Linked DNA regions of Mus musculus: all the other regions are linked to region 3. The links are chromatin contacts, found by POLR2A ChIA-PET in ENCODE. All regions are on one chromosome and are shown on one strand. The core of a region is the stretch at or near the end of the contact, and the rest is flanking DNA. Distances in the headings are between cores, read along the strand shown.

Region 1 (3,228 bases), core at 698-3,197, 81 kb before region 3:
AAGTGCTGGGATTAAAGGCGTGCGCCACCACTGCCTGACTATATTTTAATTTTTAAAGTCACCTATTCTGTATATTTCATAGGAATAGAATCATACCATACATAGTATTTTAATTTTGGTCATTTTATTGGGGAAGGAATGAGGCAGGTGATCACATAGCCCAAACCAAATCTACGAACTTGATATGTAGATGAAGTAGACTTTGAACTGGTAATTTCCCTGCCTCCTCTTCCCAAGTTAACAGGCACAGGTCACTATAATTCATGTCTGTGATTCTGGGGGTGGAACCCAGGGCTTTTTATGTTCTGGACAAACATTCACCAACTGAGCTACATCCCAACCCAGCCCCAAAGATCCCAAAGATGGGCCTTCTGTTAGGTTTTGTTTGTGTGTGTGTGTGTGTGTGTGTGTGTGTGTGTGTGTGTGTGTGTGTTGGGGATGGATTGGGTGGTTTGGGAGAAGTTTGTTTTTCTTTGGGTTTATGTCTGTTTATTTACGTGCGTGCATGACTGTGGACACATGTGGAGGTCAGAGGACAGCTCATATTACTCCCTTCTCTCCTGCCACTCTGTGGGTTCTGAGAACCAAATTCAGGCTGTCAGGATTGGTGAGGAGCACTTTCACCCAATGAGCCAAATTCCCAACCCCGTTCGGTTGTTAGAAACAGAACCTTGCTTTGTAGCCCAGGCTGGACCATAATTCAACATCTTTGTTCTCTTCTTCCTGAATAATTAGGTTTAAAATTATCTGAAAACACATTCAACTTCAATTTTTTATGTTTGTTTGTTTGTTTGTTTTGGAGACAGGATTTCTCTGTGTAACTCTGGCTTACCTGGAACTCTCAATGTGTAGACCAGGCTGGCTCTAAATCAGAAATTAGTCTCCCTCTGACTCCATCGTGCTGGGATTTTTTTTTTTTAATAATAAAAGATATTGTACCAGGCATGCCCCGTGCCTTTAGTCCAAGCATTTGGGAGGCAGAGGCAGACAGATCTCTGTGAGCTTGATGCCAGCCTGGTCTACAGAGAGAGTTCCAGGACGCCCAGGGTTGTATGGTGAGATACTGTCTAAAAAAACAAAGCTAGAACAACAAAGTGTGTGTGTGTGTGTGTGTGTGTGTGTGTGTGTGTGTGTGTGTGCTTACCCAGGGTGTCTTCAGAGGACAGAGGCTTCAGATCTCCTGGATCTGGAGTTTTTGCCAAACAGGGAGGGAGAGGAAGGGAGAGGAAGGGAGAAGGAGAGAGTGAGAGAGCAGGCAGGCTGAGGAGTCAGTACCGGGCCTAGCTGGGGTGGTGGCTGGCTTGCTGGATGCCCTGGGTGCCCTGGGGCAGAGAGAACCGTGTCCACGGCGCCCTCTGGTGGCTGTCTGAAGCATAATCAGGGCGGACCTACAGGTCTGGCAGGTTGGGGTGCAAACCTGCCCGGCAGCCACTTCCTGCAGCCCTGTGCATTCCTGAACGCCACTTTCCGCCACACCCCTTTCACCTCTTTTGAAAATCTGGGTACTTAAACTGTAACTAAATTTCCCTTACCTGCCACGGGAGCCCGAACTCCGGTGGTTCTAGTACCTTACCTCGGGGACATAGAGTAACTACTTGACTTTCTGTTCTTAGAAGACTCAGCTCTCTGACTCCCCTATGAAGAAAGACTGACAGCTTCAGCCACAATTCATGAAAGGGTGCCTTGTCCCAGAGCCCTACTTGCGGAACCACCTCTTTTCTCAACACCAATAAATCCAGACTCTAGCCCTCCTCTCTCAGACCCAGGGGTCTAGTCCCAGCTCTCCTCCCTCAGACTCTACAGGCGTCCAGCTTCAGCCGTCCTCCCTCAGACTCTCCAGGCCGGCCCCTTTTACCTACAGTCCCCTCCTGGTCCTCCAGGACCTGCCCCCTGCTCCCTCTTGGTCCCGCCCCTACCTGGAGCCTTTCCCCGCCACACCCCTCCGTCCCAGTCCCAAGCCACCCGAGGGACCCATGGCTGCGGCGGCAGCCCCGCGAGGGTGGCAGCGGGGCGAGCCACGCGCGCTTAGCCGGGCGGTGAAGTTGCTCCAGCGCCTAGAAGAGCAATGCAGGGATCCCAGGATGGTCACGGGGCCCCCGTCCCTGCGGGACCTGCTGCCCCGCACCGCGCAGCTACTTGGAGAGGTGGCAAAGGCCCGGCGCGAGGCCAGGGAAGACCCCGAGGGTCCCGGTGGCGCCGATGACTTTCTGGCCATCTACCTGGCCAATCTGGAGGTCAAAGGCAGGCAGGTGGCGGAGCTCCTGCCACCCCGAGGCAAAAAGGACGTGAACCAGGATGTTTTCCGGGAGGGCTCCAGATTCAGGTGAGCGCTAACCTACCTCAGAGACAAGTCACAAACTAGTGATTTCCGGATTGTGTGCCACCAGCCGCCTGTTCCCTCAGACCCAGGGGTCCAGGTTCCACCCTCCTCCTTCAGACCCAGAAGTACAAGCTTCAACTCTCCTCAATCAGACCCAAAAGTCAAGACCCTTTATTCCATCAGACCCAGGAGTACAGGTCCAGCCTTCCTCCCCATTATTCCCCCCTTTAAGCACCCTTGCCTCCAGGCCCCCTTTCTTCCTTTTGTAGATCAGCTTGAACCTGGGGTGCAGGCGTGTGTCTCTCCTAGAAGAGCAAACTTCAGCTGGGCAGTGGTGGCGCACGCCTTCAATCCCACTGGGAGACAGAGGCAGACGAATTTCTGAGTTCGAGGCCAGCCTGGTCTACAAAGAGTTCCAGGACAGCCAGGGCTACACAGAGAAACCCTGTCTCGGAACAACAACAAAAAATAAAAGAGCAAACTTCCTGTTGGGGAGGCAGGATGAGTTGGACCCACCTGTCCAGCCTGAGAAACAGGCCAGCCCCCACTCCCACCTCCACTTCCACCTGTCTGGGTTCCAGCAAAGATGTCTGTTCCAAGGATCTTAGACGTGCCTGCCCTCTGGCTTGTGGGACAACTGCATAGAACTGGAGCTGGAACCCAGAGCAAGGTCTAAACTGGTGATTTGGGTCTGGCTCCCTAGCCTTGTTGTGACTTGCCTGAATAAATAAATATATATATCACATATATATATATAGTATAATATATAGAGACACACATGTGCATATATATGTGTATATATATGTATGTATGTGTGTGTGTATATATAATGAAAATACATATCTCTTTTTTCTTTCTTTCTTCCTTTCTTTCTTCCTTTCTTTTTTTCTTTCTTATGTAGTTCCAGC
Region 2 (3,004 bases), core at 500-2,999, 86 kb after region 3:
ACACAGGATATTTGATTCAGGACCTTCCAATTACAACTCTCTTGAGAGAGATTGCTTGTCTTTTCATTCAGGGTCTTGCTATAAGTAGTCCAGACTGGCCTAGAACTCGTGGTGATTTCCTGCCTCAGACTTTCAAGTGTTTTAAGTTACTCGTGTGAGCTGTCATACCTGGCTCTCAGTTTTGCTTTTGAATTCACAGTCGTGTCTCAGATCCAGGCAATCAACACAGGTCCTCCAACATGCTAGGCAGGTGCTCTACCACTAAGCCACACCACCAGCCCAATTTTCCCCCTCTTCTCCCCCTTCTTTTTTGTTTTATTTTGTTGGTTTGCGTTGAGACAAGGGCCTGCTATGCAGTGGAACTCACTACTTGTCAGTGGATCTCCTGCCTCTGTCTGTCCAGAATGGGCATATTGTGGCTACAATATCTTTCTGTGTGCTGCTGAGAACACAGCCTAGAATCTCATACATGCTAGACAAGCATTCTATCACAAGCCACATCCTCAGCACTACAGTTGGAAAACCTCAAGGAAAGCAGTGATTGGTGTGTGTGTGTGTGTGACTGGCAAGCTTATTCTATGGGAGATGTCCACTCCTGGGCTTGCTTATGACACTGGAACATTTCCCTCTGGTACAAAGTGAAAAAGAATATGATTCAGTGTGAAAGTTACATGATATTCCCATTTCTATATTTATCAAATTATGTTCTAATAGAACATAGCCACATCCCTGTTTCTGGTCCTTGGCTGTTTATGTAAGATGGCACATTTGAAAATTAAGACCATTTGGTTCTCAAAGCCTGAGCCTAATGTCTTTCATTGCAAGAAAAGGTTTGCTCTAAGCTGGACGTGATGGTAGGTGCCTGGGATCCCCAGGACTCAGGCTGAAGCAGATGGATTATCATGAATTCAATGTCAACCAGAGCTACATAGCAAAACCAAAACAATGCTCTTTGCTTTGGTGTGCAACAGTAGATACCGGTGCCACATCATTCACTGCTGCAGTTTTCTGCCTCTGGAGCAAGAAGTGGGCCTGGTTTTAGTAATGCTGTACCCTAGTTTTCATTACAGGCTGCAGCATATGGCAAGTGCTTAATTATGCGTAGGTTGCTTGAATCATTGATCACACATGCTATGATAGAAGGGGAATGGAACATACAAGTTTCTATAGGTTTCTATAGGTTATAGGTGCCATATATCACCAACGGGCTGGGACTGTAGCTCAGTATTCATGAAGCCCTGGGTTCAACACTCAGTGCTGCATAGACTAGGTGGTGGTTCATGCCTGTCGTCCCAGCACTGTGGAGGGACGAATCTGAAGGATCCATGGGGGCAAAAGGATCTGCAGTTCAAGGTCATCGGTCTGGGCAAGATGAGACCCTATGTAAATTTTACTTCAAACAAATTATCAATGGCTGCTAACTTCCCACTCCTGGCTTCATTTGCCAGCCTGAAAGATAGCAGGTTCAAGCCCTCGTAGGGGAAATGGAATGCCCATTTCTCAGCTTGTTCTGTGGGTAGGGCGCAAGTGGACCCGGACGGACCTCAGTGGTCTTGGCCAAGGCAATGGGCAGCGACTCGCACCCGGACCCTGCGAAGTGCCAAGCCTTCGCTTCCCGGCCGACCCCGCCCCCGCAGTCACGTGAGCAGCGGGGGTTTTCCCATTCCCTTTGACGTGACGTCACGGAGGGGTACGAGCCAATGGGTGCGCAGGCCGGCGGCGCCGGGGAATTCCGCCGCCCCGCCCCCGCCCGCCGCCCGCTCGGCCCGGCGCCCCCCGCAGCCCCGGGCGCCGTGCGTCCAGCCCGGCCTTCGGCCCTAGCCTTGCACCGCTTGCCCGGCCGGTGATCGTCCCAGCCGACCGGGCTGTCCGACTGCCCGGCTTGCCCTCGTGTGCGCTCGCCCTGAGCTGGCCTTCGGGCTGTCGGTCCCTACGGGCCGGGCCATGCCGAGTCGCCGCGCTGCCAGAGAGTCCGCGCCCGAGCTAGGGGCCTTGGGTAAGCAGAGTGGAACCTCTGGGGCGGGGCTCGGGCTCGGGGAGTTCGGGGCGCTCGGAGTCATCTGCGGGTTTCCGCAGGATTCGCGCTTCGGTGCGGAGAGTACAAGGGTGGCGGGGACACTGCGCGAGGGATAAGGCAGAAGGTAGAGGATGGTGAAGGGTCTTGCCGGGGAGATACAGGCTAGGCGTCCCGCTAAGGAGTGAGAAGGGGGCGGGGCCTGAGCCTGAGGCAAAGAAGGGGGCGGGCCGGGCGGCGGTCGAGAGGAGGGGCGGGGCATAACTCTGAAGGGGAGGAGCCATACACACAGGGGCGGGGCAAACTCAGAGGAGGCTTCTGGTTTACAGAGTGGGTGAGGCTGCTCTTAGGAGTAAGGGGCGGAGCCTAATTCGAGGAAGTGGCTTTATTCTCTCCAAACAAGGGGGACCCTTCTCCCGCAAGGCTTAGGCCTTTAGAGGCAAAGAAAGAGGCGGGGCCCAGCTTCAAGATTTAAGGAGGAGCGGTGCCTGACCTCGAGGAGGAGGATCCAGGACTGTGCTTGACAGGAAATAGGGGCGGGGTCAGGCTCCAAGAGCAAGAAGAGGTGTGTGGCTCAGTGAGTGGGCGGGACTTACCCTTGGGTTGGGGTGGGGGAAAGTGGGGCGTAGTGGCAGGTCTAGGGAAAGGGCAGGGCCTGTTTAGAAAACGAAGGGCGGGGCCTGACGATGGGATTGAAAAGGGGCGGGGCCTGCAGCGAGATGGGGGAGAGGAAAGTTCTCCAGTGACGAAGTATTGGGGCTCGGATTTCGCCCTGAGGGAAGAACGGAGACGGGGGTTTTCCTGAGGCATCAGGAGTCCTCCAAGTCCCACCTTAATGGGGAAAGTAGCGGATATTGAGTGATGATTGGCGGAGTCAAAGGCAGAAACGAAAAGCCAGAACTTTTTTCAAGAGTTAGAGAAGAGCCGGTTGTGGTGGCGCACTTGGGAGGCAGAGGCAGGCGGATTTCTGAGTTCGAGGCCAGCCTGGTC
Region 3 (3,285 bases), core at 528-3,027:
TCAGTATCTCAAGAACCCTTAAAGTCCCAAAGGAATCGGACCTTGCACTTGTCCTCAGGCAATAGAGTCCAACAGATATGCAAGAACGGGATCAGGGGCTCCCTGTTGCTCAGACCTGAGCCCTCCAGGCAGCAGAAGCTCACCTGATCCCTCCCCACCCTGCTCCCCAAAGGTGAAAAGGAGAGGATTCCCCAATGTAAGGTAGGACCTCCCCATCTCCACCTACTCCTGCAGGCAGGAATCTCAGGTTTCTCACACCCTCTCCTCAGCACCCAGGTTCCTGTCTCCAGAGCATGAATTCCAGGTCCAATGCTAGAGGGGAGAACCTAATGCAAGTGTGCCTTGCCACCCCAAGTTTGGGAGACTCTGCTCTTATCCTGAGGACTACTGAATTCTTTTAACCCCTACCCAGTGAGATGAGAACTACATATCCCTCTTTAGGGGATGGTGTGTGTATGTGTGTGTGATGGAGAATCTGGGCATCTGGGTTGGGAATTTTATTTTGTAAGCATTTCCTACATAATATGAGTTTCTACTTTGATAAAGTCTTGTGTTTTCTGTGAGATGTGAAGTGAGTGGGGTACAATGAGGCCTGAAGCTTGAAAGGCATCCGTGATCTGTAAGTCAACAGAGAATGGACTCCCCTCCCTCCCCAAAAAGTCAAAAAAAAATGCCCCAGAAATTAATGAGTCATAAGCAAAACCGCATCAACCAAAAGAAAAAACGGTAGGCATGCAAGAAGTGTCTAAGATCATGAGGCAAATACTATTTTCAATGAAGCCCCCAAGGCGTGATGGGTAATGGAGCTAAACGAATGAGCCAGAAGCAAAGTAAGAAACGAGGGCTGTAGGCGTAGTGGGTAGTCGCCAGAAGGTAAAAGATTCCAAGATAGTTCATTAGAGAAAGGCCGGAAGGATGGGAAACGTGAACAGGCAGACACGAGCTAAACCGAGCCAAGGGATTGAAGCTCAATGAATGGGGGAATGAATGCTGGGTAATGGGAAAGGAATGAATGGGCCAAAGATAGAAGCTACAGTGACGCAAGGAGCAGACGGCATGATGGGTAAAAAAATAAAAGGGGGTGGGGGGGTCAAGGCAGCTGCGGCGTTAAGGGAGAAAGCGGCATTGTGGGTAGGCAGAGGCCGGCAGGTTATCCCAGAACTGGTTTGAAACCTTCCCGAGGCACTGTGGGAAGGGGCAGCACTTCCGGCTTTACCGTCGGGGACCCTGCCTCTCCACCGCGGTGCCTGTCGGGACGCGAGACCTGACCTTGCTGCCTAGCAGCGTCTGCAGCGCAACGCACCTCTACTGATGTCCCCTGACCCTGGCGCATTGGCCAATGAGAGACCTAGCACGCACGTCACCATGGCCGGCCCATTAGACATACTGTAGCCAATTAGAATGTGAGTTGAGCCAAGGTCCACCAATAGTCAAGGCATTTTCTGGGGCGGGTCTCCGCGCCTCCAAAAGGAGGGCGGGGCAATGAGCAGGTAGGCGTGTCAATGCGTGTGCTATCGACAAATAGCGAACTAGCTCCAGCCCCGCGGCGTCGCGAACCAATGAACTTGGGATACACGAGCCAATAGGAAGGTAGAGGAAGCTGCACTGACTGATTTCGACTAGGAACCAATAGGAGTAGGGCTTCAACAGAAGGGTGGAACTTCCTGCTAATTCTCCAATAGAATGTCTTTCTTCTAGGGCGGTGGGCGGATCTCGGAGGACACCGAACCAATAGAATCCATGGGGCGGGAAAACAGCGGTGGCGGCGGCGGCAGCGGGTTCGGTTGCGCTTAGCGCACGGGGTAGGAGCGGAGCCCAGGCCGGGAAGAGGAGCCGCCGCGGCCGCCAGTGAGAGCCGAGTCCGCTTTGGGTGGGAAGGGCCTGGGGTTGCATCCGGGGGTGTGCGTGTCGCCCCGATCCCTGCCCTCTGACCTTTCCCCTCGCAGATACCATGGGGAACGTGTTGGCTGCCAGCTCTCCGCCCGCAGGGCCACCGCCGCCTCCTACGCCGTCCCTCGTGGGGCTCCCGCCGCCGCCTCCTTCGCCGCCAGGCTTCACTCTGCCGCCGCTCGGCGGCGGCCTGGGCACTGGGTCAAGCACTGGCCGTGGTTCGGAACGGACTCCCGGGGCTGCGGCCAGCGGCGCTGCGGCGGCCTCGGAAGATGGGAGCTGCGGATGCCTGCCCAACCCGGGGACGTTCGAGGAGTGCCACCGGAAGTGCAAGGGTGAGGGGCGCCAGGCCCGAGTAGCCCCAGGGAAAGGGAAGGGACCCCCCGGAGGATTGGCGCACATCGTTGCAATCATTAAACAGAACGTTGGAAGCTGATGATGGATTGGAAGGGTGGGACCTTGAACTTGGGGCTCGAAACTGCGATCAGATGATGAACTCGTTGGGGAAGAATGCCACAGCAGGAGGGAGAAGTCTTAGGGTACTGAGAGCCAGGGGACCAACCCCACCAAGATTCAGGAGTGTGATCAGGAAGGGAATTATAGTCCAAGGTCACGGTGTCAAGAGGTTTTCCCCAATGTTCCTGTGAGGGGTTCGACCCAAGGATCCTAGCCTAGGATCTTTTGACAATTTGATCATAAGAGGGAGGACATTCTTACTCTCGATAGTTAAGTGTGTTAACTTACTAAATACTGAGGACAGTTCTGTGTGGTGAGAACTGTAAGCATGAGAAGTTAGGCAGGAGAGTGAATTTCCTAAGTTGAGGTGACTGCACTGGGTTTAAAATGTGCAAAGGGCCAAGGTTCCTCTAGTGGTGGAATTAGTGAGATAAGAGTTTGTGAAGAGAGCTTGGGATGGGAGAAGAATCTGGGGTATGACAGCATCTCTCTTCTGCAGAGCTGTTTCCAGTTCAGATGGAAGGTGTCAAACTTACAGTCAACAAAGGGTTGAGCAACCGTTTCCAGGTGAGCCTTTCTGGTGCCTTGACCCTCCAGAGGTCACAACAGCGATACTCCTCCATGCATACAGATCCCCTCACTCTTAAAGGCTTGGGGTTTTTGGTAGGTAGCAAGATTCAGATAGCACTCCAATGGCACCACTGGCCAGGGCAGAGGTGGGAAGATCGTACTCCCAAGACCAGACCAGCATGCATCAAAAGACCCTATATCAAAACATAAAAGACAAACTAACAGGAAGACTCAAGAATTCCAGGGTGACTACTTGGGGCCTGGGGGAGTTAGGGTTTAGGAATCCATAATTCTTACCCTACAAAGTCAAGTAGGAGTGGAAACGGTGAGTGTGGCGCCCACCCCAGCACCACTTTCTCACTAGAAACC

What was found. ChIA-PET counts read pairs that join two places held with the same protein, here RNA polymerase II (POLR2A).
Region 1: POLR2A ChIA-PET joins it to region 3 with 10 read pairs in Patski. The contact joins the promoter of Cblc here to the promoter of Tomm40 in region 3. POLR2A ChIA-PET finds 5 or more read pairs at or near these places in 3 of 5 experiments (Patski and embryonic stem cell).
Region 2: POLR2A ChIA-PET joins it to region 3 with 21 read pairs in embryonic stem cell. The contact joins the promoter of Relb here to the promoter of Tomm40 in region 3. POLR2A ChIA-PET finds 5 or more read pairs at or near these places in 4 of 5 experiments (Patski and embryonic stem cell).

The regions. Positions count from the first base shown.
Region 1 is chr7:19,795,528-19,798,755 of GRCm38, reverse strand. Cblc (Casitas B-lineage lymphoma c) reads left to right here and starts at 1,947. Exons shown (of 12, transcript NM_023224.5): 1 at 1,947-2,323. The coding sequence starts at 1,974.
Region 2 is chr7:19,628,183-19,631,186 of GRCm38, reverse strand. It overlaps Relb (avian reticuloendotheliosis viral (v-rel) oncogene related B), which reads left to right and starts at 1,749. Exons shown (of 12, transcript NM_009046.2): 1 at 1,749-1,996. The coding sequence starts at 1,945.
Region 3 is chr7:19,713,921-19,717,205 of GRCm38, reverse strand. It overlaps Tomm40 (translocase of outer mitochondrial membrane 40), which reads left to right and starts at 1,777. Exons shown (of 10, transcript NM_016871.2): 1 at 1,777-1,848; 2 at 1,947-2,225; 3 at 2,846-2,913. The coding sequence starts at 1,952. It overlaps Nectin2 (nectin cell adhesion molecule 2), which reads left to right. Exons shown (of 9, transcript NM_008990.3): 9 at 1-562. Gm38955 (a long non-coding RNA gene) reads right to left here and starts at 1,742. Exons shown (of 2, transcript XR_881874.2): 1 at 1,217-1,742.